2 separate regions of the Mus musculus genome follow, and region 2 is linked to region 1. Evidence: chromatin loops called from intact Hi-C (ENCODE). Cell type or tissue: gastrocnemius. All regions are shown on one strand. Links, peaks and the distances in the headings refer to the core of each region. The heading gives the core; the rest is flanking DNA. Region 1 overlaps Fam120b (family with sequence similarity 120, member B). Region 2 overlaps Psmb1 (proteasome (prosome, macropain) subunit, beta type 1).

Evidence for each region. A loop is a pair of places that touch in the nucleus more often than their neighbours do. Peaks named below come from ENCODE experiments on the same cell type or tissue, not always from the same donor. Only the 100,000 strongest peaks of a DNase experiment are listed, where the experiment ranks them.
Region 2: it touches region 1 in a loop (4-fold over the local background); 14 of 42 quality-filtered maps call a loop at or near these places.

The regions. Positions count from the first base shown.
Region 1 is chr17:15,410,128-15,425,247 of GRCm38, reverse strand. Fam120b (family with sequence similarity 120, member B) reads right to left here. Exons shown (of 11, transcript NM_024203.3): 5 at 10,397-10,569; 6 at 7,523-7,615; 7 at 2,164-2,370; 8 at 870-978. Gm49668 (a long non-coding RNA gene) reads left to right here. Exons shown (of 3, transcript XR_003952352.1): 3 at 805-5,160. Among named protein-coding and RNA genes, the nearest start is that of Gm49668, 18 kb to the left of the region's middle. In gastrocnemius, for the core only: a CTCF peak has its summit at 5,591 (motif pointing left); no DNase peak of the experiment used is centred there; H3K27ac peaks cover 1,225 bases.
Region 2 is chr17:15,468,903-15,484,022 of GRCm38, reverse strand. It overlaps Psmb1 (proteasome (prosome, macropain) subunit, beta type 1), which reads left to right. Exons shown (of 6, transcript NM_011185.3): 5 at 6,602-6,708; 6 at 7,818-8,302. The coding sequence ends at 8,003. Among named protein-coding and RNA genes, the nearest start is that of Psmb1, 22 kb to the left of the region's middle. In gastrocnemius, for the core only: a CTCF peak has its summit at 11,141 (motif pointing right); no DNase peak of the experiment used is centred there.

The DNA.
Region 1 (15,120 bases), core at 2,578-10,577:
ATTGACCTTCCTTGCTCTTCCTACTGTTGTAGTTCACCCAAATCAATACCCAGTCCTCCCCAGACCTTACTCACTGAGCAAGGCCTCCTGACTGTGGCTACTGACAATCGGCCTATTGGGATGCCCGTTACTGACACCCTCACTGCAGGGCGCCTTGGATGCTTAGAGTCCACTGGCAGTGTGGAACTTTGCAGGAACTCCCAAGTACAATAGATGTTTGATATGACCCTCAGAGACATGGACATGTGTCATGGACAACAGTGAAAGAAGACTGTCCACTGTTCAGCATGGTGGGAAGTGCTGGGGAGACGGCTGAGTGAGAACCTTGAAAGGCATATCAGAAATTTAACATCTTTCAGCAGGTCTCATTTTAGGTCACAGAGCTGTAAGTCATTTCACAGTTCTTTTGAAATGCTTTCCTTTTAAGATATTTTAATTGTGACATTTCTCCCTTCCTTCAAGTTCCTCCCATTTCCCCCTCCCTACTTGCATTCAAATTCATGACCTTTTTTTTTCCACTGTTATTCTGCAATATATGTATAGAACATACTGAATTTTTCTTTGTTATGTCCCTTTGTTATGAGAAAAAGTAAACCTTAACTTTTGTCAAGTAGACAAATACTACCCATATAGTCTTTAACTGGGGGAATTGTGGGAATTCTCCTAGGGAGACATTAGTGAAAGAGTTCTTTATTCAATTAACAAATGAATCCTTTTTGAAATGTTTTTCCTTATGGGACCAGAATTTAGGTTACCCGACGACAGTCCAGTCATCTTCATCTGTCATAATCCTTCTCTTTTCAGGTAAGTCTACCTGGGCCCCAGCACATTAAGTGACAGGAAGAGGGAAGCAGCCAGCCCTTGCCCACCTGTGTAAGGAGAGTCCCAATGCGTTCTGCCTACGATGCGCCGGTTCTCCTTGGAGCAGGCCTTGCAGACCACTGCCTTCAGGTTGTGGAACTTGGTGAGCCACGATCTCTGCAAACAGACCAGATGAAAGAGTGGGATTGAACAGAGCAGGGTGTGAGGTGGCAGGGGTGGGATTCAACCTACTAGTGGTCTCTGTCCCCACATCAAACAGTGTAGGGTCATGCTCTGCACCAGGCGAAGAGGCTCTGCGCCTCTCCATTACCATGATCTGAAGAGGGTCTTAGATGACTGTTCCCCTCATGAGTCCCCTGGAAATGGCAGCAAATACCTATGATGTCTGCCTCTATCTTGTGTAGATTAAACAGTCATAGCTAAAAACTACTCTCCTGACAATCTATGAACACTTAGTGGAGGTGTTGGGGTCAAACGCCAGCAGCAGACGGGGGTCTGATTATTAGCTGTTCTGGTAGCTTCTTGAATTACTAGTCAAATTTCATCTTAGATAATTCTTTTAAGTGGGCTTGGTGTGAGATGGAGTGCTCAATTGTGTATTTTGAGGTACATAGACAAGGATAACTGGCAGCGGTGTTCCAGGGCTGCATTTTCTTCTGCCACCGCTGCCAGAGTAACATCCAGATCTGAGGGAAGGGCTGCCCACTTGTTCTGCTCCTCTAAGTTCTAAACACTCACAAACCCTGCAACACCCTGGAACTTTGGTGAGAAATGGTGACAGCGACACATTGCCAAATGTTTTCCCTGTGGTGTGAAAACTTGGGAGTGTTTTATCTAACAGATCAGCATGTTCTCTCACAATCACACCGCCTTCTCATCCCTGTGGGTAAGAAAACATTCCAAATGAGCTTGGCGGGAGGCCTCATTTGGAAATCTTCCAGGAATCATGAAGCAATTCTACTGAGGAGGGCTGAGTCAGTAGTCGGGGTCCCCAGGCCATGGGCAGCCTTTCATAGCAGAAGGGTCTTCCCCAGCTAGTCTGCTGTCTGGGGGAACCCCTCTATAGATGGTGCAAGCCTTCCTCTCAGCTCATTCTCCCTACAGGAGCCACTAGCTAGGTGAACACCAAGTGCTGCTGCTGAGCACGCCAACCTCATGTGTGGAGAACAGTTATGGAAATGTAAGCATGGTTCTAGCAGCTGTGTGAGGTGATGGGGGTGATGCCGGAGAACATGCCTGCTTTCCTAAAGCTTCCTACAGTGAGATGGGCAGACCTTCTAGGCTCATTACAGTGACTGACTTCAAACGTACTTGTTCCACTATACAAGAACCAGGACTCACATTTTGTTCCAAAAGAACTTCCACGGCATATCCCTTTTCAGACTGCAGGTACTTCTGATGGAAAAGCTTGCCATCAAACACATTCCAGGGCATAAACTCACTTGTTGTCCAGGGGAAGCCACATGCGCTATTGACTAGTACCAATGTGGTGAGGCCACGGACGAGGAGGGATCCCAGCTGCACAGCTCTGGAGTTAATGTAATCCAGCTGTGGAGACAGATGTGCACCAATAGCTCAAAGCAGAGAGCTCAAGGTAGAAGTCAAATGTGAGAAACAAAAAGATAACTCAAGGGTCGATGCTTGCAAAGTCCTGAATAGGACGCTCGGCCTCCTGAGAGCTTCTGAATGAAAGAGGCCTGACAAGCAAGCTACACCAGAGAAGGATGACAGGAGCCCCTCCCATCGCCCACGAACACACCTCTGTTCACCATTCACCCACTAGGGCAGCAGGTACTCACAAGGGCTCTCTCGTTACACAGACCCAGAACAGTCATTCTGGTTGTAATGGTTTGAATGGGACCAGTTCCCATGGACTCTTTAAATTTGAAAGCTTGATCCTCAGTTGGTGGAACTGTTTGAAAGGGATTAGGAGGTGTGGCCTTGTTGGAGGAGGAGGTGTGTCATTGGGAGTGGGCTTTGAAGTTTCAATAGCCCATACCATTCCCAGTCTCTCCCCACAGCTGCCTGCCTGCCTTGGCCTTGTGGATCGTATGAGTCCTTAGTGACTGCTCTTGTGCCGTGCTCCCTGCCTGCTGCCGTGCTCCCTGCCTGCTGCCGAGCTCCCCATCATGATCATCAAGGACACATCTGTCTTGTCTCAGTGACAGAAAAGTAACTGAGACACTGCCGTAGGAAAATATGGGCTATCACAAGATGTGGCCACTAAGTCAAACTTACAAGATCATTTATTGTTAGGTTTATTCTCCTGAAAAACACAGGGAGAGAAGTCCCCTGTTTTTAAAAATCATACGTCATCTCATTTCAGTTGAATACCATTAAGAATAAAATGCCACATGGTAAAATCTCAAAAGGTGCCCGGGTTTTTACAAATTAAGAATGTCTTGCCTGAGCTCTGGAGAGATGGTTCAGTGGTTAAGTGGCTGCTCCTGAGAATCCCAGCACCCACATGGCAACTGTCTATAACCTCAGCTATAGAGGGTCCAATGCCCTCATCTGGCTTTTAAAGGTAGAGTACAGAGGTGCGCATGGTGCACAGACACACATGCAGGCAAAAGACTCATACACATAAAATTAAAATAGATGAATAAAAAAAATCTCAAAAAGGAGAATCTCTTGCTACCATGAAATACTTCTTTTCTTTGTAAATTCCATCTGTACATCCAACTTTCTTTGTTGTTGTTCTTTATGCGGCATAAGGTTCCACATCCCACAGGAAGCCACGCGTATTCCCATGGATCTGTGATGCTGACCGTGCTGCAGGCATCAACACTGCAGATGTCCAAGAAACCCCATTGAAAGGGGAGCACAAGTAAGCCAGCCACCTCTGGGCATCTGTTTTGCTCACACTGACCAATGCTACCTTGAACACCATGACATATCTAAGAGTTAATAAAAGTGAAAAAAAGGTTAGAGAGGTGATCGTTGTTTCAACCATTTTATACACAAGGCCGCACTTAAATGAATTTGACAATTATTTAAAAAACTATCAGAAATACAGTGGTGCATGTCTGTAGTTCCAGAATGGTGGAGGCTGAGGCATGCTGACTGTCACAAAGCTCATGACTCCCCAGGTCTGCATGGTGAGTTCCAGTCCAGCAGGGGATACAGTGTGAGACCCTGTCTCTCTAAATAAAAAGTTGCTTACTGTGAGCCTGGATCACTGCAGACTCAGCCTTTAATCCTAAGGGCTCAGCTTCAGCTCCATAGGCTGTTTATATAGAGGTCTGGCTCTGAGAAGCTCATTCCAGAGCCACTGGGGGATACTTTGTAGGCTCTGACGGGGCTCTGCACTAGTGCAAACTTTCTATGCATGGGCTGCAGAGTCTACTATGAGCAGAACTGAACTTAACGAACTATTCTCAAAGCCCATTAATACCACCCTATTTTCCTTTCATCGACTCTATGAGTAAAGTGAGCAGACGTCCAGAGGCATAAAGTCTTCTTTCTTTCATGTGTTTTTTTTTTTTTTTTTTAATCAAGGGTACATTCTCTGGGGGAGGTGGGTAGGGCTCTCTATGTAGCCCTGGCTGCCCTGGATCTTGCTATGTAGATCCTGCCTCTGCCTGCCTCTGTCCCAGGAGCTGGGATTAAAGGCATGCACCACCACACCTAGCACCAGGGCAAGTCTGGACCTACAGATCACACTTACATTTAACTTGTACCTAGGCAATTCAGTTTAGTAAAATAGTTTTGAGGGCATTGCCTTCACAGCTCAGTTTCTATGTGCTCACTGGTAATATATGGACACTGACTGAATTCTGTATGCGGGGCTGTCATCCTGTTTTGTTTTGGTTTTGCAATTCCCTCAAGACTTTCCTTTTAGAGGACTTCTGGATAAGACGGCACAACAGAAGCCACGTTGGATGCAGTCACTGATTACAATTTGGGAATTAAGGGGAATATGAATATTTTATCACTCCATCTGCTACTTTTCCAAGCCTGAAATAGATTTGATCAACACCTCAACCAACCTCTCTACCATGGGAGCCGTAGGACCCGTGGGCTACTATGAATGAATTTGCAGCTGCCACTCAGACAGCGACTCCTACCCCTTCCTTCCAAAGCAGCATTCCCTGTAAGCAAAATGGGCTGGAAAACTCCTACCAGGAAATCTACCAAACATGCTGTGGTAAAAATGTCACATAAGCGGGTCCTGGTGGTTGCTACCGGGAACACTGTCAACACTCCAAATGAGGAAACACAAAATTTCCGAGGGAGCTAAACACAAACTCTCACAGTGCTTTGGGTACAGCTCCCTGTCCTGTGGGAGGGCAGAACTTTAGCAGCACCAAGTTTACCTCAGCTCTCCACAGCCAACAAAACAGTTAAGAAAACTCCATTTGCAAGGGGAGCTGGAAGCCCACAGCAGAGAAAATGGGGCCATTTAAAACCAAAGGGAACACAGCCTAGACCAGAACCAAGGAGACAGAGTGGCAGAGCAGCCAAGGAGAAGAAGCCAACACTCGGGCTCTGCTCACATTTTCTTTTATGACCGACCACCCAGCTCTCCTTCCCCACGACAGCTATTCCTTATCTACATAGCACAGGGAGGCACGGTAACAGGCCAACACTGGCCCCTACGTAGGACGGGGAGGCACGGTAACAGGTCAATGCTGTCCACTACATAGCACAGAGAGACACTGTAACAGGCCAAGGCTGTCTCCTACATAGCCCAGGAAGGCACAGTTATAGGCCAACTCTGTCCCCTACATAGCACGGGGAGGCACTGTAACAGGCCAATGCTGTCCCCTACTGTTCATATTACACATTCTTACACTCTTCTTTCTTAACCTTTTCTTTTCTTTTAAATCTTCCTTTCTCTCTTCTGATGCTTATTCCACTTGATTCTACACCTCTGAGAGCCGAGAGGCTGACTTGGTTTGCAACCACTGAGTATCTATCTTTACCTTTTCTTAGTCTACAACTAATCCAAAGCCCCGCATATCCACCCCACTCCCCCTTGGCCCTGACTATCACCAGGCCTATTCATGCCCCTCCCCTCTGCTTCCCACCTAGTGGCCCAAGCTTACTGCTAGGTTCATGGTGACTGTCCAGCTCTTTTCTACTTTGCATCCATCCTAGCATTATTAGTATTCATAGTACTGCCAGGGTCCATTTACTTTCTACACTAATCCCGACTTAGCAAGTGTGTTCTGCAGTTACCTGCAACTCCATTACTGGAGTGGGGTAACTACTGGAACTATAGTCCCCAACCCACAGGGGCAGAGCATAGATTGAACCTGGCGCTTAGAACAACAGTCTAAGAGATGAAAATGTAGCTATAGTACAACCTCGTCTCTTCCAAATACTGCAAATATGACCACTCGGAGAAGAGAGGCAAGCTGAATTCACAGAAAACAGCCAACACATCTTATCTTTACCTGTACTCTAACCACAGATTGGCAAATCCCAGGGCAAGACCACAAGGAACATGAAAAACCAAGGCAACTCATTTCCAGACGTCATCAACTGCATACTAATGACTGATAACTACTGTTATTTAGATGAAACTCTGGATGTATGATTGAAGAGAATGACTATAAATATGGTAAATATTATCAGGAGGACTCCAGTATTTTCTGAGAACACAAACAGGCAACAGAAAGGATTAAGACGCCAATACACAACATGAAAGGAGAGTAAGATAAATACTGAAGAAAACCTAAACCAGAATGGTAATGGAATGAAAAACACAATAGGAAATCAAAGTCCAGGGGGGCGTCAGCAATAGAATGGATCACAAAGACACAGAATATCAAGGTACGAACTCTGCTCCTTGGTGTGGACCCAGGATCCCCCTAGATTTCTCCCAGTGCCCCTCCCTTTCAATCTTTCTTCTAGCCCATCTCCACTCCTCTGTGACATTCACAGATCCACAGTACCACTTTCTACGAGGGAGTCCCAGTGCCCGCACCAATCTGGGGCCCAGGAGGCAACCTTGACTATCCTACCTGTCCTCCACTGCAGCCTCTCCAGAGCTCCTTCAGCCCTGCTGAAGTCTGCAGCAGGAGCCCTTCCTCTCACCCCTGAGGACTCACTCCACCTCTCGGTGCAGACCTACTTCCTACCCACTGCCCTCTTCAGCCTTTCCTTCTAGGCCACCTCTATTCCTCTGTGACATTCCCTGGCCTCTCCAAACACTCTCTATCAGAGACCCTACAGCTACCACACTCTGCTGTACGTGGCCTCTGGGACTCCACTTTCTTCAACAGAGCCACAAAGCAGATGCAAAGCATTGCATGCTGGGTGAGGATACAGGAAGGGCAGCCTGGCTTCACCTTGCTGTGAACCAGTGGATGTGAGGGTGGGCTGGACCAGAAAAGGAACTGTTTCTCTGACACCAACAAGGCTGACAAAGGCTTCTCAAACTGTGAGATGACCAGGCCAGGAGGTGAAACAACCTGCTCCTGAGAAGCAGGGTATAATAGCTGTCTGTGTTGGAAAGGACAGCCATCTTGGAGTTACTGACAGAGGATGACAATACTATGTGGAGACACCCTCACCGAACATGCCCGCCTTGACCATCCTATGGAGTACCAACTACAACAGCAGAAAGGCTAGAAAGAGTATTGACCACGTGATCACAGCACGGTTACAGCCATGGCTGTGGTGACTGACCGTGACTACGTGATCACAGCATGGTCACATCCATGGCTGTGGTGACTGACCGTGACTATACCTGTAAGTGCATGAGCTGGGAGGTTGATTTTCCTTGGAGGCACAAGGCCTGAGCGATAAATGCATGCAGATCTTCCAGGGAAAGAGTGTCCACCTGAAAAGCACAGGAAAGGGCCAGCGTGAGTATACTGAAAACAAGCAACACTTTTTATAAGTGGGTCTCAGTTGCCAAATATGGGTGTGTTTACACACACACACACACACACACTCACACACACACACACACACACAGAGGAAAACGTATGGGTGTACATACAGCTGTGCAGTGAGTGAACCAGTGGCATGGGAAGATGGGGAGAGCAAGTCTCTGCTCTCGTCATCCACAACTCTAGGCCACAAAGCTCTCAAGTGGGGCAAACACTTCTCTGTAAAATGTACAAAACAGATGGCTCAGAGGCTGAGGTGGGGTACCCACGAGTATCGGAACACCCACGACTATCGGAACACCCACTTCGACAATCCTGGATGTAGCCTTCATCCTTGGATCTCAGCAACATAACTCAGGGCCCTCCCACTCTGTGGAATCAAAAAGTCAAAGTGTGGGGGGAAAACCCAAATGGAGACAGAGAGAGATTAACTCGGCCTTTAAAGTAAGTTATGTGATGAGGAGACCCAAAGACATGGTGTCTCTGCCCACTCAGTTTCACGCACTCCTGATGCTGACACTGCCTGCGCTTAGCCACGATGATAGTAGTCTTCAGTGCCAACTCTACTGGACTTTGGGTCACCCTGGAAACATGCTTGTGGGTGTGTCTATGAGGGTGCTTCAGCAATGTGACCCGCTGTCTCTGACATCCCCACCATAATGAACTACACATCCTCAAACTGTACAAACCAGAATAAACCCTTCCTCGCTTAGCACTGCTTCTGTCAGGTGTCTGATCGTGGCAATGAGAAAGGCGACTGACCCACGTGTCTAGTTAGCTGTCCAGTGCTGTGATGAAACTGTGTCACCAGAAGCAGCGTGGGGTGGTGGCAGGGCATTTTGCTGAAATTTCTAAATCACGGGGTATCATCAAAGGAAGCCAAAGCATCCACTGGCAGCCAGGAAGTGGAAACCATGGAGGGTGCTGCTTACTCGCTTGTTCCTATGGCTTGCTCTGCCTGCTTTCACATAGCATACAAGATCACCCCCAGGAATGGCATCACCAACAGTGAGCTAGACCTCCGCCCCCTCCCGCATCAATCAAGAAAACGCACCATGGGCTTTCCCACACACCAACTTGATGGGGGCATTTTCTCAACCAAGGTTCCTTCTTCCGAAATGACTCTGGCTTCTGTCAAACTGACATATAAGTGGCCAGCACAGTGACCGCACTGGTAATCAATTAGGAGCAATATGCTAATCACTCCCGCAATTCTACTCTTACACAAGAGCTCTTCAGAGGGAGGAGTACACGGTGGCAGCAAAAACCAGGGGGGAAACAACAGTGACAACCCACTGGTAAAATTAAGCCAAGATCACCTGGGAAATAAAATGCTTGCATGCCTCTGTCGGATAAAATGGTCCCTATAAACCATAAAGAATATGGGCTTTATACCACCCTCACCCTGAAACCCCCCTGGAAAGATACTGTACAGGGCTTGACCCAGGTACGAGCTACCAGTCACAGGTCACGAGTCATGGAGATCTGGAAATTCAGACCTGCCACTCTCCTGTTCCATGTTTATTTCAAAGGATGCACCATTATTAGACAAAACATGAAGATGTAGGACTTATGACAAGGCCAAGCACACATATAGATTATAAAATCCATGAGCTGCCATCTCTGCTTAGACTGAGGTCCACTGGTATGTAATTTTACCCACAATTAGTCGAGTTTGGAGCCTCATCTTTTTTTTTTTTTTTTTTTTTTGTTTCTCTATTTAGCCCTGGCTGTCCTGGAACTTACTCTGTAGACCAGGCTGGCCTCGAACTAAAAAATCTGCCTGCCTCTGCCTCCCAAGTGCTGGGATTAAAGGTGTGCACCACCATGCCCGGCATGACACTAGCCCAACTCTCATGTGTCTTTTCTCACAGTTAACTAAGCATGAGTGTTAATTTGATGGGATTTAGAATTCACCATTGAAACAAACATCTGGACATGGCTGTTGGGAGTCTCTAAACTGGGTTAGCCAAAATGGAAGAACCAACCCCAATGTAGGTGGAACCATTTTGTGGGCAACAGTCCCAGGCTGAATAAAAACAAGAAAATATGCATAGCACCAGCATTTATTATTCTGCCCATGAATAGGATCAACTGCCTTGAGCCCATGCTACCATGGCCTTGCTGTTCTCCCTGTCATGATGGATTGTCCCCTCAAACTCTGAGCCACAGTAATGTCTTTCCTAGTGTGGCTTTGGCCAGGGATTTTACTGTACCAATAATCAAAGTAAAAACTATAATGCATGTCCAAGATTTCCTCAAATCAGACACACCCACATGGTGGCTCACATCCAACCGTATCTCCAGTTCCAGAGAATCTAAACCCCTCTTCTGACCTCCATGGGTACCAGGCACATAGGCAGTGCACACAAACATGGGATGGGTGGAACAAAATACTCATATACTTAAAATGAAATATTTTTAAAAAGGCAATTTAAGTTCAACTATATAAAATTATATTTTATGATCTATACTTCTAGGCTTGCCACAGTTTCTGAGAAAAGTCAACACTGTGAACAAACATGTACACCACTTACTTATCGATACACTAATCCCTTGCTGTGAAAAGTCCTGACTTGTCATCTCCATGAGCACCTTGAAGGACTAATTGTGTTCTGTGGAAAGAGACCACGGGACCTGGCCATAGAAACACGCACAGCACTCCGGGAAGGTAAGGCCAGAGACAAAGGGCTCTCTATATCATACAGAACTGTAAGCTCAGCGTGTACCTGGACAAAGAGGTAGATCAGGAGGCAGCACAGCGCTCTCAACGGGCTCTCAACTGCTTGCAGCTCTTCTCTTGAGGAGGAAAGGTTGAAGCAGGCTAGCAAGGTGTCCAGGCGCTGGGCCTGCACTGCTGGCTCTTGGCTCAGCCACAGAACTTCCAAGCTAGGTGTTCCCCCTAAAACGAGAAATCCATGCAGCATGATCGTAATACACTTTTGGAAGTACAGTGAAGAATGCGTCATCTCTTCCCTACCTGATTTACTTGGGCACTCAAGGGTTAACAGAACCAGAGGGCAGCTTCTCAGTTTCAAAGAAAAGAGACCTTAAGTGCCAGCACAGACCCACTCAAGACCCGGCTGATAACTAGTGTGTGTGTGTGTGTGTGTGTGTGTGTGTGTGTGTGTGTGTGTAGGAAATGGGGTTTTCACCTGTGCTCACGCTACAGAGCACACTGAGGAATGTTTTTCAGAAAAGGCAACCTTCCCTGGAAGGATCTAGTAACAGGATGGTATGTTCCAGGGAAAGGCCATCCACCTACCCCGTCAGTTAGTTAGAGCTAACTCCTCTTAAATGGGTGGTTTCAAAACTTTTATGTACAAAAGACTCAGTTGTGGAGACTCTGGGATGCATTCTCTGGGATGTATATAAAGCTCCTGATCTGAGAGGTCTATGTGCCAGTGACTGTACATTCAAAGATCCTATAGCCTGAGATGCACGGATCCAAAACCAACAAACAAAAATGCCTAAAAGGTAATTTTTAGTGTTCTATTGCTATATTATGCAGGTCCATCGAAACAATTACTAAACTTTTGAAAAAGATGCCCTTTCCTGTTAACTTGACGATGACAAACCGTCCCGAATACGGGTGACAAACAGTGGCAACTCCACACAAACATGAAGGTGCTGGCCCTAAGAACTGAGGCAGCACCTCTCCAGGCAGCTGTGGGCACTGATTGAAAGTCCAGAGCAGCCAGGGTGAGACATCTCACATGTTCACCATGAAAACAAAGCACAGAACCAAATGCTCTCAGAAGCCAGGGACTTGGAGGAAACTCCTTCTCACCTCTTCCCACCTCAGAAGCAGAGGGACATAGTAAGTCACTTGCTGTCCTGAAAAGGCGAAAGTATTTCATTTACCAAACACGTCTTCTGTTATTGATTTTGGAAAGAAGGCCATTTTCTCTGAGAGAAAGAAAATGCTTTATGCAACTGTCCTCTGAGACATGGGTACTTAAGACCCCCTGACTCCAAGGTCAGGATGGGTGTCTGAGAGCCTGTTAGAAACTGCTCCCAATGTGTGTGAAGGGTTGCTGCCTGGGTGCCTGTGAACGAAGAACTGTTTTGTGTTTTAAATGGTTGAAAGGGAATCAAAAGAAAACTGCTATTTCCTGGTACAAGCAAATATAAAATCCCAACGTTAGTTCAATGCTCGTCTAGTCTAACTGGAAACTTGCTCTGCACCCTTGTGCACACATTATCTGTGACTTCTTCCAACTTGATGACATAGGTAATAAATAACAGAGAGCCACAGGGGCCCACAAAGCCGACCACACTTACTGTGAGACATTAGAAACAAAAGACTTGCTAACAGCCTCTGATATAAGCGAAATGCTGCATTTCTACTATCATAGTTATTTCAAATATTAAAGTACCTAGAAGAGAGTCTTTTAAATTATAAAAGTCAGAGGTTACAAACTCCTAAAAAACAAATAAGCAAGCAAAACCCTTCCCCCTTTCCACCCAGACATTATAGTATTTAAAACACAGAGGAAGAACAGCATGGAGACCATCGTCTATCCCACCGGAGCACCGAAGTAAAGAGTGAGAGATTCACTTCTGTTCAAGACGGTAAAGGCCATTTCTTCATGAAAATGATACTTCTGCATACATCAGAGTTTAATATTAAAGAAACCCCGCGATTTGTGAAATATATCCAGAATCGGAGATAAGCTGAAGTGGTGAGCAAGGGACTCCCAGGCTGAGCGAGTGGTGACCATTTTTCACTCCCAGCCTTCAGTCCCTGGAGTTTAGGGACTCAACTCCAGGAGACAGCTTTCGAAGCGGAGGTGAAGACTTAAAGCGGCTAACAAAAGAGAGTGCCCTGGGGTTACTCAGCGGTACAGTGCTGGCCTAGCATCCAGAGGGCCTAGGTTTGAGCCTCAGCACTAAAATAAGAACAAGTCAACTCTTAATTTTTTCACTTCTTGTCACAGAAGTTTCTGATCACTATGTACTGATGTGTGTAACCACTGGTACATTTATACTGAGCAGAGCCATAAAAATGACTGCTGCCTGGGAAGAGCTTGCAGCAAACAGATTCTCCCTCAGGTGTAGTGGTTCACGCTTTTAATCTCAGCACTTGGGAAGTAGCAGAGAGAGGTGGATCTCTGTGAGTTCAAGGCTAGTGTGGACAGTATAGAGAGTCCAAGACAGTCAGGGCTACAGAGAGAGCCTGTCTCAAAACAGAAAAAAGACTATGCAAGCAAATTGAAGTTTAAGAATGCAAAGATTAAGGGCTATTGTTTAGCCTTCTGGCAGACAGGTGCCTAACATGCAGAAGTCTCCAGGTTAAATCTCAGTTATGAAAAAGAAATATAAATTACTTCAGGTCAAATGGAGAAAAGAACTGGGGAAGGGGCTCTGAGGAGGTTTCAAGAGGAAAGGCAGGCTCATTCGGCCTGGGCGCTGTTGGAATAACATGGCTTCTGGAATTGTAGGCAGACAGCAATGAGCACGAGCTAAGACCCTGTCCCTTCCTTCTCTTATAACCAAACATCATGTGCAGGAGATCAGAGAGTCCAGACACAGTGGGATCACCCGGTGCTCCCTTTGCTGAGAGTCCAGACACAGTGGGATCACCTGGTGCTCCCTTTGCTGAGAGTCCATTGACAGAGGGAGATCACCTGGTGCTCCCTTTGCTGAGAGTCCATTGACAGAGGGAGATCACCTGGTGCTCCCTTTGCTGAGAGTCCAGACACAATGGGATCACCCGGTGCTCTTTTTGCTCACACACAGAAGTCTAGTATCACAGCAGCTGTATGACAGAGCAACTGAAATGACAAGGGTTATTTAAGCTCACAGTTTCAGAGGAGTTCGCAGCCTTACAACAGTGACCCGAGGCAGCAGCTTACTCACACTGCCACCCACAAGCTGTAGACACATGTCATAACCCAAAGCAGGGGAGACCCGCTGTTACAGACCCACTGTTTCAGCCAGACCCTACCTCCTAACGTACTCACAGCCTTTACCACAGCACCACTATCCAAGGACCAACGGTTGGAAATATGAGCCTGCAGGGAATTTCATCAGATTTAAGTCATAACATGTGATCTGTGGAGAATGTTCAGAAGCAATTACAGACCGTCCATGTGACATGTGCTTCTGACACTGGGTACTAAGCTGGGAACGAGACTGACCCAGTGTGAGCGTTCAGCGAGCTCATGCATGGGCTAGGGGGAACATCAGAAACTGACCAAATGATGGCTGCTATCGCAGTCTTAACAAGAGAGTTCCGTGAAGAAGACAGATGTGAGCTAAGACTGAAGACAGAGGAGTCAGCTGGGGCGAAGAGACACTCAGGGATGGCAGATGTCTCAGGCCTTTAGGGTGGAGCCCTGGGAATGAAATGGAGGTGAGCACAAAGGGAGGTTTGTAATCTGTGAAAGAGGACTCTGGCTGAAGTGGGAGTGCTGAAAAATCAAACAGGAGACAGAGGTGGGAGAGGGACAGACACAGCAACCCTAAGGGAAGCTGAGATGGCATTCTCTGCACTGGCAAACAGAGGTGCCCCCTTCAAGTATGCATGTGCAGTAGAGCCTCCGTCCCAGGGGCCAGGACTGTAGGCAGCAGAGCATGAGTGGACAGGCTGTCTCTGTGGTTCCTGGTTTTCACTGGCTGTGGCCTCACTGGTGGGGTACCAGCAAGGAATAGACACAAGCATGGAATGGGGCTCCATTCTCTCCTCTCAGACCTGGGCTTTTTTGTAAGAGTAGCAACCACAATACAAACTGGTGATGCATAAGTACGGTCCTCAGCCCATCCTGCTCTACACACCTAGAAAATCTTGGCAGTCAGCTAGCAATTTTGTTTTTGATTTCGTTTTGTTTTGTCTTTGTGCTCATACCAGGAGATTCTGATACATGTAAAGTCTGAATACCACCTGGCATCCTTTAACCCCTTCACCACGTACAGGCCATTAGAAACTGGCGCTCGAGAAGCCTGGAAATGTAAGAGATTAGAGAGCCACCAGGGCGCAAGAGCACACACCAAATCTCTCCTTTTAAATTATTATTATTATTTTTAAGGTATGTGTCTGTGCTTGTGTGACTGCATGCAGGAGCCCATCAGCTTCTCTGGAACTGAAGCTACAGAATGTTGTGAGCTTCCATGTAGGTGCTGAGAGCCAAAGTCAGGTCTCCTGTAAGAGCAGCTGTATAGCTCGATTAACTGCCAAGCCATCTACTCAGTACCTCAAAAGCAATTCACCCCAGGACAGCCAGGGCTATACAGAGAAACTCTGTCTCGCAAAAACCAAAACCAAAACCAAAAAACAGAGCCTTTTCCACAAAATGTATGGCTTTACCTTTCTTTGCTCTATGGTGGGCTTCTCAGACTAAGCCCATGATAAGTCCGATGTCCCAGGTAGCCAAAAAGCACTGTTTACTTACTAAGTGCTAAACGACACTAACAGTTGTTCCAGAGACAGCTAGCTATGTCAGTGTCTTCA
Region 2 (15,120 bases), core at 3,395-11,394, 58 kb before region 1:
TAAGAAAAAAAAATCAGTCTTTAGGAGTGGTGGTATAAAAACAATGCATTATATGCATGTATAAAATTATCAAAGAAGTAATTTATAAAAATTATACAACCAGTATCTACAATAACTTTTTTAAAATAGCAACTTTAAAGAGAAACCAGTCTGTGTGACTGGTTTTCTACCTGGATCTTTTTCTACCTGGATCACAGCAGGGAGCTCCTATGATGGAATGTAGGTGAAACTGAGGGCTTTGCCTCAGGGCTAGTACATTTCACCCCTGCCTTTCCTCTCTCCATGGTGGATGGCTCCTCTGAGCCTGGTACATGGTGCCTCCTGGATTGTTTCTGACCATCACAAAGAAGTCCTTTACCTTGCCCCTTGCTTTGAATCTGGCTCCTCCCCCCCCCTTTTTTTTACGATTTGTTTATTTTTAATGTATATGAGTACACTATCACTGTCTTCAGACACACTACAGATGGTTGTGAGCTACCATGTGGCTGCTGGGAATTGAACTCAGGACCTCTGGAAGAGCAGTCAGTGTTCTTAACCACTGAGCCATCTCTCCAGCTGCCTTGAGTTCGTTTGTTAAGCTTTCTTTTTCTGTCTGCTTTGGTGGTGTATGTCTTTCCCCTGGTCTAGTGGAGGGGTTGAGTATGGTTTTTGGATCTTTGCTAAGTCCTTTTGCTTGGTTCTGACACTTCACAGTGGCCCTCCAGGTTGTTCCTCTTCACTGTTTCCTCGCTCTTGTCGTCCTTGCCGTCCTTGCTTGCCTGTCCTGATTTTCTCCACAACTGCAGCTTATTTGTTCCTCATTCTTGTTGCCTGTGGATAGTCCATCTTTTTGTCTTATGTAAAAGTAACTTTTATTCTCTTGATGTCAGAGGGTTGCTTCCTCTGTCTGCTAACCTGGGCTTAGTCCTGGAAGCTTGTGGCTTAGGCCTAGATTTTTTCAGCCTCTGAGACTTGTTGCTCATCCTTTCTAGTTGTTTCTGAACTTGGGCTGGCTGATTCATCTCAGCTGTTCTGGCCCAACACTGGCCTCTCTACGCTGACTGATTGAAACTGGCTTTTCTCAGCTTCTGACTGAATTGCTCTGCTTGGCCTCATATTAACTTTGGTAATATGTTGTAATCTTCTGGCTCCTTCTCAGTCTCTGGCTTGTTCTGTCCTCACCTGTGTCTGGCTTGTTCTCTGCAGCCTGTCTCTGTACCCAGTAAAACTATCTTAAGTCTCCTCTCTTCCCCCTCGTCTCATGAGAGTTGGGATAGCCTGTTCTGTCAAATCTTATTCGTCCTTTTCTGCCGCTCACTGACATCATTTTCAAATATGGGTGCTTCTTCTAAAACTAACTTTACCTTTATTGTTTGAGATTAAAGATGTACGCTAAGGCTGAGCCACACTACAACTAGAAATAGGTTTTCCCAGTAAACAACACAATCATGGGATTTGCATTGTGATCAGATTTCCTGCAAAAATCTTGTTCTGATTTTTGAAAATTCCCTCCTTTATTTTTTAAATTCTGTTGTTACTTTTATTTCTAGTGTCTTTTAAGTTTTTAAGAATTATACTTTTGTTACTTTATTAGGAGTTCTGCGTTCTCTACATTTTTTTTTTAATTCTTGTATTCTGTATTTTATACTGGGGCTCTTAATTATAATGGGGTGTTAATTTAGGGCTCTTCCTTCATCATGAAAAGTGATGAAAAGTCTGATTAGCAGTCCTAAGCAGTATTCTAGTATACATTATTACTACTATAACTTCTAAACATTTAGTTCTTTGATGATTTCATACATACATATAGTACATTACAGTTCCCATATACCTCATGATGAGTGATCTTTAGTCTTCTAGGCTTACAGCTGGAGCTTTTTGTAAGTCAGTTTTCTGTCTCTGTTTTATGCTTCTGATCTTTCCTGTCCACTCAGCCAAGGTCACCAAGTGAACTAAAATCTCAAAAGACTTACTGGCTTTTAGGCAGTAGGATGGGTGTTAAGTATAGTTTTCTTACCTTTTTTGGGATTTGAAATAAGTCTTACTGACTTTCAAATTTTCAGTTGAATAATCCGATGTTTGTCTGATGGGTCTACCTGTTTTTCTCTTACTACTTTCACTGTGCTCTTTGTTCTTTATACTGCTGTGCCAGGGAAATGTTAGTGATCCCCAAAAACACACAGAGGAGCCAATTTTTTTTTTTTAAATCTATCTATTTATTTATTTATTTATTTATTTATTATATGTAAGTACACTGTAGTGTGTCTTCAGACACTCCAAAAGAGAGCATCAGATTTTGTTACGGTGGCTGTGAGCCACCATGTGGTTGCTGGGATTTGAACTCAGGACCTTTGGAAGAGCAGTCGGCACTCTTAACCACTGAGCCAGCCCCAAAGGAGCCAGTTTGATGCAGCTCACAGCAGGGTCTTTATTCTATTTGAGCTAGCTTGGGGCTCCCCCGCAACCCACCTCAGGACGGGTTTGGTGATGGGAGAGCCCTGAATGTCTATCAGGGCAAGGCTTTGTAGTAAACAGCAAGCAGGGAGCATGTGTGCAAGCATCTAATTAGAAAGCTCCTGTGGCCTTTAACATGATTGGCTGGTGCTGGAAGTCTATCATAGACTTAACTTCGGCTCCCCTCTGCATTGGTGGTCATTACCAGGGGGTGGGCTTGTAACCTGGGGTGCAGGTTTGTTGGGGGAATAACCTGGAGACACTGGTCTGGTTGAGGGTGTAACCTGGAGATACTGGTCTTGTTGTGGGTGTAGCCTGGAGACTAGAAACATCTTCCTGTCCTTGGAAATATATAATTACATAAAAAGAGGAAAGATCAAGGACAGGAAGATGTAGGAATTAAAGGGGGAGGGTGTATGAGGTGTGGCTAAAGAGTAAAAAATTGCCTTTGGGGCCAGCCTAGTCTACAGAGGAAGTGTCTGACTGCTAGGACTAGACAGAGAAACCCTGTCTTCAAAAACCCAAACAAACAAAAACTCCTAAATTATATACAAACAAAAGCAAAACCATTATGAAACATATGCAAGAAAGAAAATAATAATAAGAAATTAAATAATAGAGAATAAGAGATAAAGGGAATATTTGTAAAATTAATTGCTGGCACATCTGTGCTGACTTGAAAGTGGGGTGCTCAAAACACCCTGGTGTGCTGGAAGGGAGACTGGGACACATTTTCCCTGTAGTCTGTGTTCTCGGGGGTTATCTGGGGCTGTTGAAGCTAGAGGCCTGCTTCTGTGGTCATCTCTGGTTTCACCAGGGATCTTGATCCATAGTTTCTTGTGGTTTGGGTTTGAGGTTTTTTTGTTTGTTTGGTTTTTTGTTTGTTTGGTTTTTTTTTGTTTTTTTTTTTTTAAGGTCTCAGTCTATAGCCCAGGTTTGCTATTATCCTCTTATTCCAGCTTCTCAACTGACAGTATTACAGACACTCCACAGTTGGTTTTGTTTTGTTTTGTTTTTTCTTTTTTGTTTTTCGAGACAGGGTTTTTCTGTGTAGTCCTGGCAGTCCTGGAACTCACTCTGTAGACCAGGCTGGCCTCGAACTCAAAAATCTGCCTGCCTCTGCCTCCCGAGTGCTTGGATTAAAGGCGTGCGCCACCACTGCCCAGCCTTTTCTTTTCTTTTCTTTTCTTTTCTTTTCTTTTCTTTTCTTTTCTTTTCTTTTCCTTTCCTTTCCTTTCCTTTCCTTTCCTTTCCTTTCTTTTCTTTTCTTTTCTTCTTTTTTCTTTCTTTCTTTCTTCTTTCCTTCCTTCCTTCCTTCCTTCCTTCCTTCCTTCCTTCTTTCTTTCTTTCTCCCCCCCTCTCTCTTTTTCTTTCTTTCTTCTTTTTTGTTGTTGTTAGCACAGTTGTTTTTAAAAGACCTCTTCTAGGGGCCGGAGGGATGGCTTAGTACTTGCTACTCTTTCAGAGACTGCAGGGGTTAAGTTCCCAGGACCCATATGGCTTCTCACAAAGGTCTGTAACTTAAGTTCCAAGGGAACCCCGCCCTCCTCTGGCCTCACTATGCACATCATATACCTACAGGCAGGCAGGCGGGCAGGCAAAACACTCAGACACAGTTGTTAAAGACTGTCTAAAATTGTAGTGATGTGTTCTTTGATAAAAATTCCAGGTCTATATACGCATATGGTACTGTCTTAGTTAGGGTTTTACTGCTGTGAACAGACACCATGACCAAGGCAAGTCTTATAAAAACATTATTTAATTGGGGCTGGCTCACAGGTTCAGAGGTTCAGTCCATCATCATCAAGGTGGGAGCATGGCATTATCCAGGCAGGCATGGTACAGGCAGAGCTGAGATTTCTACATCTTCATCCAAAGGCTGCTAGTGGAAGACTGACTTCCAGGCAACTAGGGTGAGGATCTTAAGCCCACACCCACAGTGACACAACTACTCCAACCAGGTCACATCTATTCCAACAAGGCCACACCTCTAAATGGTGCCACTCCCTGGCCCAAGAATATACAAACCATCACTTGTACCTTCCAGTTTTTCTCAATAGTAGAAATTTTAAAAGTTCTGTTTTAAAGTCAGTTCCTTGGATGGGGTGTGTTTGCCCTGGTGCAGATATGAAAGTCAGAGGACAACCTTCCAAAGCTGGTTCTGGCCTGTCACAAGGTAGGTTCTGGGGATCAAGTTCAAGTCAACAGGCTTTGCAGCAAGTGCCATTACCAAGTGCCCTGGCCCAGTCTCATCAGTGTGCTAACTCATGCTGAGCACTCTGAGGCTCTGAGGAGGTTAAGTATATTAACCTCTTCAGTAACTGTGACCAACACCCTGACCACACAAGGTGCAGCAGAGTGCAGCAGCTGGCTCCAAGGTTTGCTTGCTTTACCTTTTAGACAGTGATGTGGTTTTATGAATGAGTGCCACCTTTCTAATAACTTTTAAGATGCCTTTTTTTTCTATTTTGAATACTGCAGAAATATCTACCTATGTTAGAAACAAACAATAATTTCAGTGTTTCACAAAGAATTCACAAAGTCAAAGTATCAAACCAGGCTGGCAACACACCAGGGTTGTTATCCTGATTTTTTTTTCATCCTTGGTGATAGTACCTCATCCCATTAGTGAAAACTCCGGGTCACTAACTGGCACAATTGGCTAATGGGCATGAAAATTCAAGAAAAGTGATTCCTTACCAGGCTGCTTTGATTTACATCTTTTTCTTATAAATGTGTAATAAATGTATATATTTACAATTATCTTTTAGGATAAATCCTGCCAAAAGGCATAGTTTGATTTCAGTGGAGTCTGTAAGGACTGCTGGTTGGTTTGTTGTATTGAGTTATGTTTCTCTTACAGGAAAAAAAAATTACTCTTGGCCTAGAGAGATGGTTTAGCATTTAGAGTCTTTCATGCCCTCAGAGGACCCGTTTGGATTCCAGCACACACACTGGGCAACTTACAGTTGCCCGTGACTCAGTCCCAGGAAATCTCTTGGCCCTCATGGATACCTATACATATGATGTAGACATTCACATAGATATACACATAAATAAAAGTAATCTCTATTTTTTAAGTTATTCCTTATTCCAGTAATTCAAGGCAAGCTGTAACATTTTGGGCAAAACAAAGCGCTTAATAGTACGCATTTGTGTTTTGCTAAAACTCTTTATTAAATATTAAATAAAAAATTAAATATTGCCATTAATTAGAAATTGGTGGTATTTGGCAGGGATGGTTCTCGCTCTTTACCTGAGTCTACCAAGGATTCACTATCCTCCTGCCTTAGCCTAGAATATGGTGTCTTAGTTCGGGTTTCTATTGCTGCAATGAAACACCATGACCAAAAAGCAAGTTGGGAAGAAAGTTTATTTGGCTTACATTTTCATACTGTTGTTCATCATTGAAGAAAGTCAAGATGAAACAGTAGGAACCTGGAAGCCATGGAGGAGCACTGCTTACTGGCTTGCTCCTCATAACTTGATCAGCCTGCTTTCTCATAGAACCCAGGACCACTGGCCCAGAGACGGCATCACCCACAGTGGCTGGGCCCTCCTGCATCAATCACTAAGTAAGAAAGTGCACTACAGGTCAGGCTTCAGCCTAGTGTTATGGAGGCAGTTTTTCAGTTGAAGTTGTCTCCTCTCTGATGACTCTAGCTTGTGTCAGGTCAACATAAAACTAGCTGATGCAGGTGGTTTTTTACAGTATATTGTTAAAAGGTATGTTCATCGAATACTAAAATGATAGACAATAAGTCTGTGGTTTTATTACTTAGATTTAGCTCTAAGAAGAATTTAAACTATTGGGTTTATGCTAAAACTCCACAAGCTTATTTGTTAGGGATAGCATGAAGCTTTTGGTTAGAACTTCAAGTAAGGCCTGTGATCATTACCCAATGTGTCTGAATGGCCTGCCTGCCCAGGGCCATGGGACAGTTGTCAATGACATTAGTTTTAGACAAGTTGACCACAGGGTTAGGTCACTAAGATGTGAACCTCTTGTCTCTGACCTCATTCCATAAAGAATAGTCTGCTGGGGTCCACTGCACCACAGTAACTGGGTTCTGACCTTTGTCAGAAGTTTAGCTAAGTGGCTAGATAACACTCTGCATCATGTTTTGACTTCCTTTTGACAGTGTTGTTGTACTCTTTCTTCTTTAAGGAAAGGGAGCTGTGTACAGCTTTGACCCAGTGGGCTCTTACCAGAGAGACTCTTTCAAGGCGGGAGGCTCAGCAAGTGCCATGCTGCAGCCTCTGCTCGACAACCAGGTAATGTGCTTGAGCAGAGCTCTGCCTGTGGCAGCGTGGGCAGCTGTGGTAGCCTCCAGTTTCTCATTCTGCTGAGATGCTGCTGAGGTCTTCTGACGCCGCTCTTTTCTCTGCTCTGTCAGTGCCCTTCAGTCCTCAGCTGCCCATGGCTCTATAGGCTCTGTCTGCAGCCATTGGTCATGTCTCGCTTATCCCATGCCATCTTACCTTACATCACACAATGCCTCCTTCATTACCCTTACTGTTTCTGGGTTATAGTCGATTCCCCAAACTTTTAATTTGTCTCCCCCCCCCCTTTTTTTAATACCACCTTGATCCAGACCTGCGTTTATTGGGTTTTCTCAGAGGCCTTCAGCCTCCAAGCTCAGTAACCCAATCCGTGCTGCCTGTGGTTCCTGTGCCTTGCTTTCTGCTGCTGTGTGTTCATCTCACCTGTGCCACACTCTGCCTTCTCCTATCTGATCTCGCGCTTTAGTTAGCAATGTTTGATGCTCTTGTAGTTCAGTGCCTTCTCCTAGTTTTGATCCTACTGCCATTATAAGAGTACCATGACCAAAAGCAACTTGGGGAAGAAACTCAGTTCATTTCAGTTTAAGAGCTTGTACTCTGTAATGGAGGGAAGTTGAGGCAGGAACTGAAGCAGAGACCCTGAAGGAATGCTGCTTACTAGCTTGTAATAACTGGCTCAAACTGCTTCCTTACTCACCTGCCCACAGTGGGCTGGGGCCTCCTACATCAAGCATTAATCTGGAAAACATCCCACAGACTTGCCTGCAGGCCAGTCTTGTGGAGACATGTTCTCAGCTCCTAGATAACCCTGCCTAAATTTTTCTGATGGAGCTGCCTAGGCCCCTTCTTCCTCCTTGTTAAATTTTTTACATTATCTGTATCTGCCTCCATGTGTTTGTGCTTTTGAGAAATTGGGAGCATTGCCCCATTTCTGTTGTATTTAAGCTGGGACTAGAATATCCTTAAACTGGAAGACATCCTGATGTGACTTGATACATCCAATTCAAATCCTGGGACATGGGGATGTTGTATGCTGTGGGAGGTTGGGGCCTTAGGTCTTGGGGACACGTGATGCTCCATGTGAGTTTCTGTCTCTCCAGGTTGGCTTCAAAAATATGCAGAATGTAGAGCACGTCCCCCTGACGCTGGACAGAGCCATGAGGCTGGTGAAAGATGTCTTCATTTCTGCAGCCGAGAGGGATGTGTATACTGGAGATGCTCTCAGGATCTGCATCGTGACCAAAGAGGGCATCAGGGAGGAAACTGTTCCCCTGCGGAAAGACTGACATGCGGGTCATATATTGGAGCTGTGGCACAAGTTTGTTTTATTAAAAAGAATGTAAAGTACTCATTTTCTTACACTGTGTCTTCTCTAAGCATGGCAAATTGGGAAGAATTTCTTCCTTAGGGGTCGGAGAGACAACTCTCAGTTTAAAAAGTATGGCTCTTGCAGAGGACCTAAGTTTGATTCCTAGCACCCACCTGTAACTCCAGTTCCAGGGGCTACAGTGTCCTCTTCTGGCCTCGACAGGCACATGCAAATACCCACATACAAATGTATGTAATGAAAAATAAAACCACTAATATAATTTCTTTTTCTTTATCTGGATATATTTATTTATTTTGAGATTTACTTTTCATCATGTGTGTGTTTCCGTGAGCATGTGCCACGTGCATGCATATTTATGTGAACAGGGTATGCAGGTGCCCAGGGAAGCCAGAAGCAGGCGTCAGTTCCCTTAGAGCTGGAGTTACAGGAGCTATGAGCTGTCAAATGGGTCATCTAGAAGAGCCACACACTTAACTATTGAGCCATCCCTCCAGCCCTATATTTTTGTATTTTAAGAATAAGGAAAGTGGGACTAAGGAGGTGGCTCAGTGGGTGAAGGTGTTTGCCACCAAGCCTGACAGCTTGAGTTCTGACCCTTGGATCTCTGTGGTTAATTTGTTTTCTGGCTAATACATACACATCTTGTTTTTTAAGATTTGTGTGTGTGTGTGTGTATGTGTGTAATCATGTGTCCGTATGCACACAGAAGCCAGAGGATGGTGTTGACTCCTGGATTGGAATGAGAAACCCTATATGGATGTCTTCAGCATTAGGATTTTACATACATTTACATATCATTTACATCCACACTTACATACACTATTTTGAATACATGTGGACATGCAAGTATCTCTACTGGGATATAAGTTTCTTTGGGTATGTGTCCAGGAATGGTATAGCTGGGTCCTATAAAACCTGTTTTTGCTTTTTTTTAATAAACTTCTGTTCTGATTTCCATAGTGGCTGCACTAGTTGACACACCAACAATGTGTGACTTTACCCAAGTCAGTGTCAGTACTTGTCATTTGTATTCTTGATCATTTTGTTTGTTTGGGTTTTTTGAGACAGGGTTCCTCTTTGTAACAACCTCTGGCAGTCCTAGAACTCATTCAGTAGACCAGGTTGGCCTCAAACCCAGATCTGTTTCCCTCTGTCTCCCTTCGAGTGCTGGGATTAGAGATGTGTGCCGCCACTGTCCTTTTATCTTCTTGATGATGTTCATTCTGACTGGTGGGAGATGGAATCTCAAAGTGGTTTTAACCTGTATTTCTCTGAATGCTAAGGATGCTAATTTTTAAAGTGATTACTACCTGTTTATATTTCTTTTGAGAAACTTTGCTTATTTCTGTCCTGGTTAGTTTTGTTTTGTTTTGTTTGTTTTGTTTTGTCACATTAACAGCCTGGAGTAACATGGGAAGAAGAAACCATTATGACAGACTTTATGCAACCAGATTGGTCTGTGGTCATATCTGTAAGAAATCATCTTGATTGATAGAGGAGGCCCTAGCCCACTGTGGACAGCACTAACATTAGGGAGGTGAGGCTTGGTCTGTATAAGAAAGCTATCTGGGGCTGGAGAAATGTCTGACTGTTAAGAGTCTGTTTCTATACTTGATTTTCAGAGCCCGTATTAGGTGGCTCACAACAGTCAGTTCCAGTGGATGCAACACTTTTCTGGCTTCCGTGAGAATCTGCACACACATGGCACACACAGAGGAACATGCATGCACACATAAGTTAAAAAAATATTTTTGAAAAGTGCTTGCAGCAAAGAAAGGGAAAGAAAGCTAGCTGAGCTTGAGCCTGTGAGCAAGGCAGTAAGTGGAATTTTTCCAGGATTCTTGTCCCAGGCTCTTGCCACCTGGTCTTTTCTCAGTGATGCGTTGTAACCTTGGAGTGTAAGCCAACGGGTTCTTTCCTGTGGTGCTGCGGTATCACAGCACTGTAATGAAAGTAGAACAGAAACTCGCACCAAGAGTAGCGTCGTTGTGATGAACCTGTGTTCATTTGGAGGAGTGGGGAAATGTTTGGAACTTAGAGCTGGAAAAGCCATTGAGTCCTAGGAACTTGGTGAGTTGTTCAGTAGTAACTTGGAAGATAGTGCTATGAAAAACATGGAGGCTATGAAGGTGGATTGTGATGCCTTCGAAGGAAGAAAGATGATCGGGGCCATTTGGATTAAGAATCTGTGGTTGCTTTTTAGTTAGGAATCATTTGTGATTAACAAGATAAGCAGCACCCGTTAGATGAAAGCTTTGAGTTTTACTAGGACTTGGATTCTGGTCATCTGGGGCTGAAAATCAGCTGTGGTTAATAAGAAATCGTTATCATTGAAATAAAATCTGGAAAGTATCTATTAAGGATAAGCACACAAACTGATCTAGTGGGGTCAAGTCTATCTCAAGCTGTTAGCTGAATTTGGCAAAATATCTGTAAGAGTCACCCACCTGTTACTGGTTTTAAAGGCAGGAAAGCTCTTGATTGAAGGGGTCATAAAGAGAAGCTGAGGACTGGCACCCTGTTGCAGGGTTGGGGTACCTGCAGAGAGGCCCAAGAAGCTATTGGTGAAGGCAGAACATGAGTTGTAGCAGATATTGGAGCAGCTCGGACCTGGGATATCTGCTAAGAACAGTGGTAAGTGTGGGATGAATCTGACCTGAGCCTGTACTACCACCATGTGTGCTGGGGACAGCAGAGTTGGAGAGCCCTTTAGAGCCCAGAAGAGTGTATTGTAAAAGGACAAGTGGACATGATAGACATTGATCTATACAGCTAGACTTCGGTTTTGCTTAAGTGTGTTGTTTATGTAATTTATCTTTTTCCACTGAAGCCCATATTTAAGGGTCTTTGGGTTTATGAATGAATGAATGAATTTTGTGACAAGGTCTCTCTATGAAGCTTTAGTTGACCTGGAATTCACTATGTAGACCAGGCTGGGCTCAAACTCACAGAGATCCACCTGCCTCTGCCTCTTGAGTGTTGAGATTAAAGGCATGTGCTGCCATTCCCAGCAAGACTAGATTTAAATTTAAAAGAGACCTTGTACTTTTTAAAGAGTTATTTATTTTTAATGTATACGAGTACACTGTCACTGACTCACCAGAAGAGGGCATCAGATCCCATTATGGATAGCTGTGAGCCACCGTGTGGTTGCTGGGAATTGAACTCAGGACCTCTGGAAGAGCAGTCAGTGCTCTCAACTACTGAGCGATCTCTCAAGCCTGAGACTTTGTACTGTTTTTGTTTTTGTTTTTGTTTGTTTGTTTGTTTTTCGAGACAGGGTTTCTCTGTGTATCCCTGGTTGTCCTGGAGCTCACTTTGTAGACCAGGCTGGCCTCGAACTCAGAAATCCGCCTGCCTCTGCCTCCCGAGTGCTGGGATTAAAGGTGTGCGCCACCACGTCCAGCCTGAGACTTTGTACTTTTAAAGCATTGGAATTTTAAACTTTAGTTTTACTTGTAAGAGGGAGGCGGGGGAGGTGTGTGCACATGAGTCCAGGTGCCCTTGGAGACCGGAAGCATCAGCTTCCCTGGATCTGGAGTTCCATCTGACATGGGTGCTAGGAACTGAACTCAGTTCCTCTGGAAATGCTCTTACCTGCTGAAGCAGCTCAGTTAAAAACTTTAGACAGGTTTTTAAAATTGCATTTTATAAATTGCATTTTACTAACACGAGGAAATGGTGACAAACAAGTAGAAGGTTATGGTTTAGCAGTGGTTGGTTTGTGTGCTAAGTTGGCAAGGAGGGAAGCAGCCTGACTCATCTGGGAAGAGGGACTCCCAGCTGAAGAGTTGCCTGGATCAGACTGGGCTGTGGCTATGTCTGTAAGAGATCCATATGTAAGGGCTCAGCCCACTGTGGGCAGCAGCATCCCTAAGTATGTAGGCCTGAGCTATATAGGAAACGTAGCTAACTATAAGGCCCAGAACAAGCTTTAGAACAAACCAGTAAGGAGTACTCTTCCATGATTCCTACCTTCAGGTCTTCCTTGAGTTCCTGCCCTAACTTCTTCCAAGAGACTGACCGGGAGGTATAAGCCAGATAAGTTCTTTCCTCCACAAGCCTTTGGTCGTGATGTTTAGGAAAGCAACAGAATGAAACTAAAACACTTCCATAACCAACTTTTTAAAATTAGGATATGGGGCTGAAGAGGTGTTAAGAACACTTATCAGCAGTTAACACCTGCTTTTCCAGAAGACCCGAGTTTAGTTCTCAGCCCCTGCATGGCAACTCGAGACCATCTCTAACTTCAGACCCAGCGGATCTATACTACCTTCTTTTGGGATATGTGGGCAACAGGCATGTATGTGGTATATGGACACACATAGAGGCAAAACACCTGTACACATAAGCAAGAAAAGTAAAAAAATGGGTTATTTTAAAATTTAATGGGTTTGTGTACACACACACCTGCGCCATAGTGCAAATGTAGAGGTCAGAGGACAATATATCAGTTCTCTCTTTCTACTAGATGGACCCTGGGGATGGAACATGGGTTGTGTGGCCATTTCCTTATTGATACATTCCACCCTGCAAGTAAGTAAGTACTTTAAGACAGAAGGTAAACAAATAACTTAAAATCCTTGAAGGGAGTCCCTGGAACTGACCAGATTCACTAAGATCCCCCCTCCATGATTAAATAATACAGACGGTTGAGAGTTACTCTCAGACAAAGCAAGCTACAAAGAAGACTGTGAGACTAGACCAGTCACCTGTTGAGCTGCCTGCAGGCTCTACAGTACAGTATGATACAAGTTTCCAGCTTCTATGAGCTGTCATCTGTGCTGGAGTGGGCTTTGGTTATGCAGCTGTCTTTGAGTCATTTCTCCTCCTATAAGTAACTCTTTACCCATATTCTCGTAAATATCCTCAATAAAATTCATTGGTTCACCAAGTTGGACTTGTCTACTGAGGGCTTCCTTTGGATGGTGAGGAGATGGTAGGTTGCCTGCTTCCCCTGTGTTTTTGTTGTCACTGTGTTCTAGTTAATGACCCTCTGTCAACTGTATAGCAGAGAGTTTCTACCGTGAGCTGCTCTTCACTTGGTTGACTTTTCTTTGTTGTACGGAAGCCTTTTGTTTTCTCAAGCTCTCGTTTGTTAATATTTAGTCTTATTTCCCGTACGACTGCTGTCCTAGTCATAAAGTTCTCTATGCCTATGTGGTGACGTGTACTCTCTTTAAAATTTTTTATTTTGTGTGTATGGGTATTTTGTCTGCATGTTTGTCCGTGTACCACGGAAGCCAGAAGGCATCAGGCCCTGTAGAATTTTATATGCACAGATTGGGAGACACTTTCTGGATCCTGGGAATCGAGCGCAGAGCCTCGGGGAGAGCAGTCAGTGATCTTAATCATCTGAATCAACTGAATCATCTCTGACTCCATGCTGCCTACTTTTTGCTCTACATGCTTCAGAGTCTCAAGATTCTATGGTGAGGTGTTAATTCTATATACATTTCCCAGCAGTGCTTGCTAAGAGATTGTCGTTTCTGCAATGTACATTTTTGGCATCCATCACTGTTGAAACCAGGTGGCTGAAGATGCATGTTCTTAGATCTGGGCTTTCTATTCTGTCCATCTAGATGTCTGGTTTTGAGCCAGTACCATGCTGTTTTTATTACTGTGGCTCTGTAGCATAGCTTGAAGTCAGGTATGGTGATGCCATCAACTGTTCTGGTTGTTTGGCAATCTTCTGTGCTTCCATATTAATTTTAAGATTTTTTTTGTCCTCTATATCCCTAAATAATCGTTCTAGGATTTTTACTGAAATTGTATTGCATCTGTGTTTTAGGTTGTTAGAGTTTCTATTACTGTCATGAAACATCATTACCAAAAAGCAAGTTGGGGAGGAAAGAGTTAATTCGGTTTGCACTCCTACAGCACTGTTCATTATTGAAGGAAGTCAGGAACTCTAAACAAGGCAAGGTTCTAAAGGCGGGAACTGATGCAGAAGCCACATGGGGAGTGCTGCTTACTGACTTGTTCCTCAAGACTTGCTCAGCCTGCTTCCTTATACAACCCAGGACCACCGACCCAAGCATGGAACCACCCACAAGGACTTGGGTTTTCCTACATCAATCACTAATTAAGAAAATGCCTAGGGCTAGAGAGATGGCTCAGTGGTTAAAAGCACTGACTGTTCTTCCAGAGATCCTGAGTTCAAGTCCCAGCAACCACATGGTAGCTCACAACCATCTGTAATAGGACCTGAAGGCCTCTTCTGTCTGAAGACAGTTACAGTGTTCCATTCATAAAATACATTTTTTTAAAAAATTCTTTTAAAAAAAAAGAAGAAGGAAAAGGAAAAGGAAAGAAAATGGCTTATATCGGGGTCTTATGGAGATATTTCCTTAGCTAAGGTTCCCACTTTTCAGAAATCTAGTTTCTGTGTCAAGTTGACATGAGACAAGCCAGCACACATCTGTATTTTGCTTTTTGTAAGATGGCTATCTTGACAATTTTAAATTCTTCTAATCCATATACATGGACGGTCTTTCTATCTTCTCACTTCCCCCTTAGTTCCTTTCTTCAGTGTCTTTAAAGGTTTTCTTGTAGAAGTTCTGTTGTTTACTTAGTTAAGTTTATTCCAACCAAAATAGTGTGAGTGGAGTGGATAATATCTCTTATATTAAAACTATTTCATCTACAAACAGGAATATTTTTACTTTCCTATTTGTATCTATTTTTTCTTACTGCTCTGAGACTCAAGCACCGTATTGAACAGGAATGGAGAAAGTTTTATTTTTATTTTAGTAAAAATGCTTCAAATATTTTTTACCTTTACCATAATGTTGTTGTGGCCTCGTTGTATATTGACTTTATTATGTTTTGAATTATGTCCCCTATATCCATAGATTCTGTAGCAAATATCTCATGAAGAGATACTGGACTAATCAAAGACCTTTCCTGAATTTATTTGGTTTCTGTCCTTGAGTCTATTTATATGACAAGTTACATTTATTGATTTATACGTTGAATCTTCTCTTTAATGAAGTCAACTTGGTGCTGAATGACGAGATCTTGAATTAGTTTGCTAGTATCCTACTGAGAACGTTTGTATCTGTATTGATCAG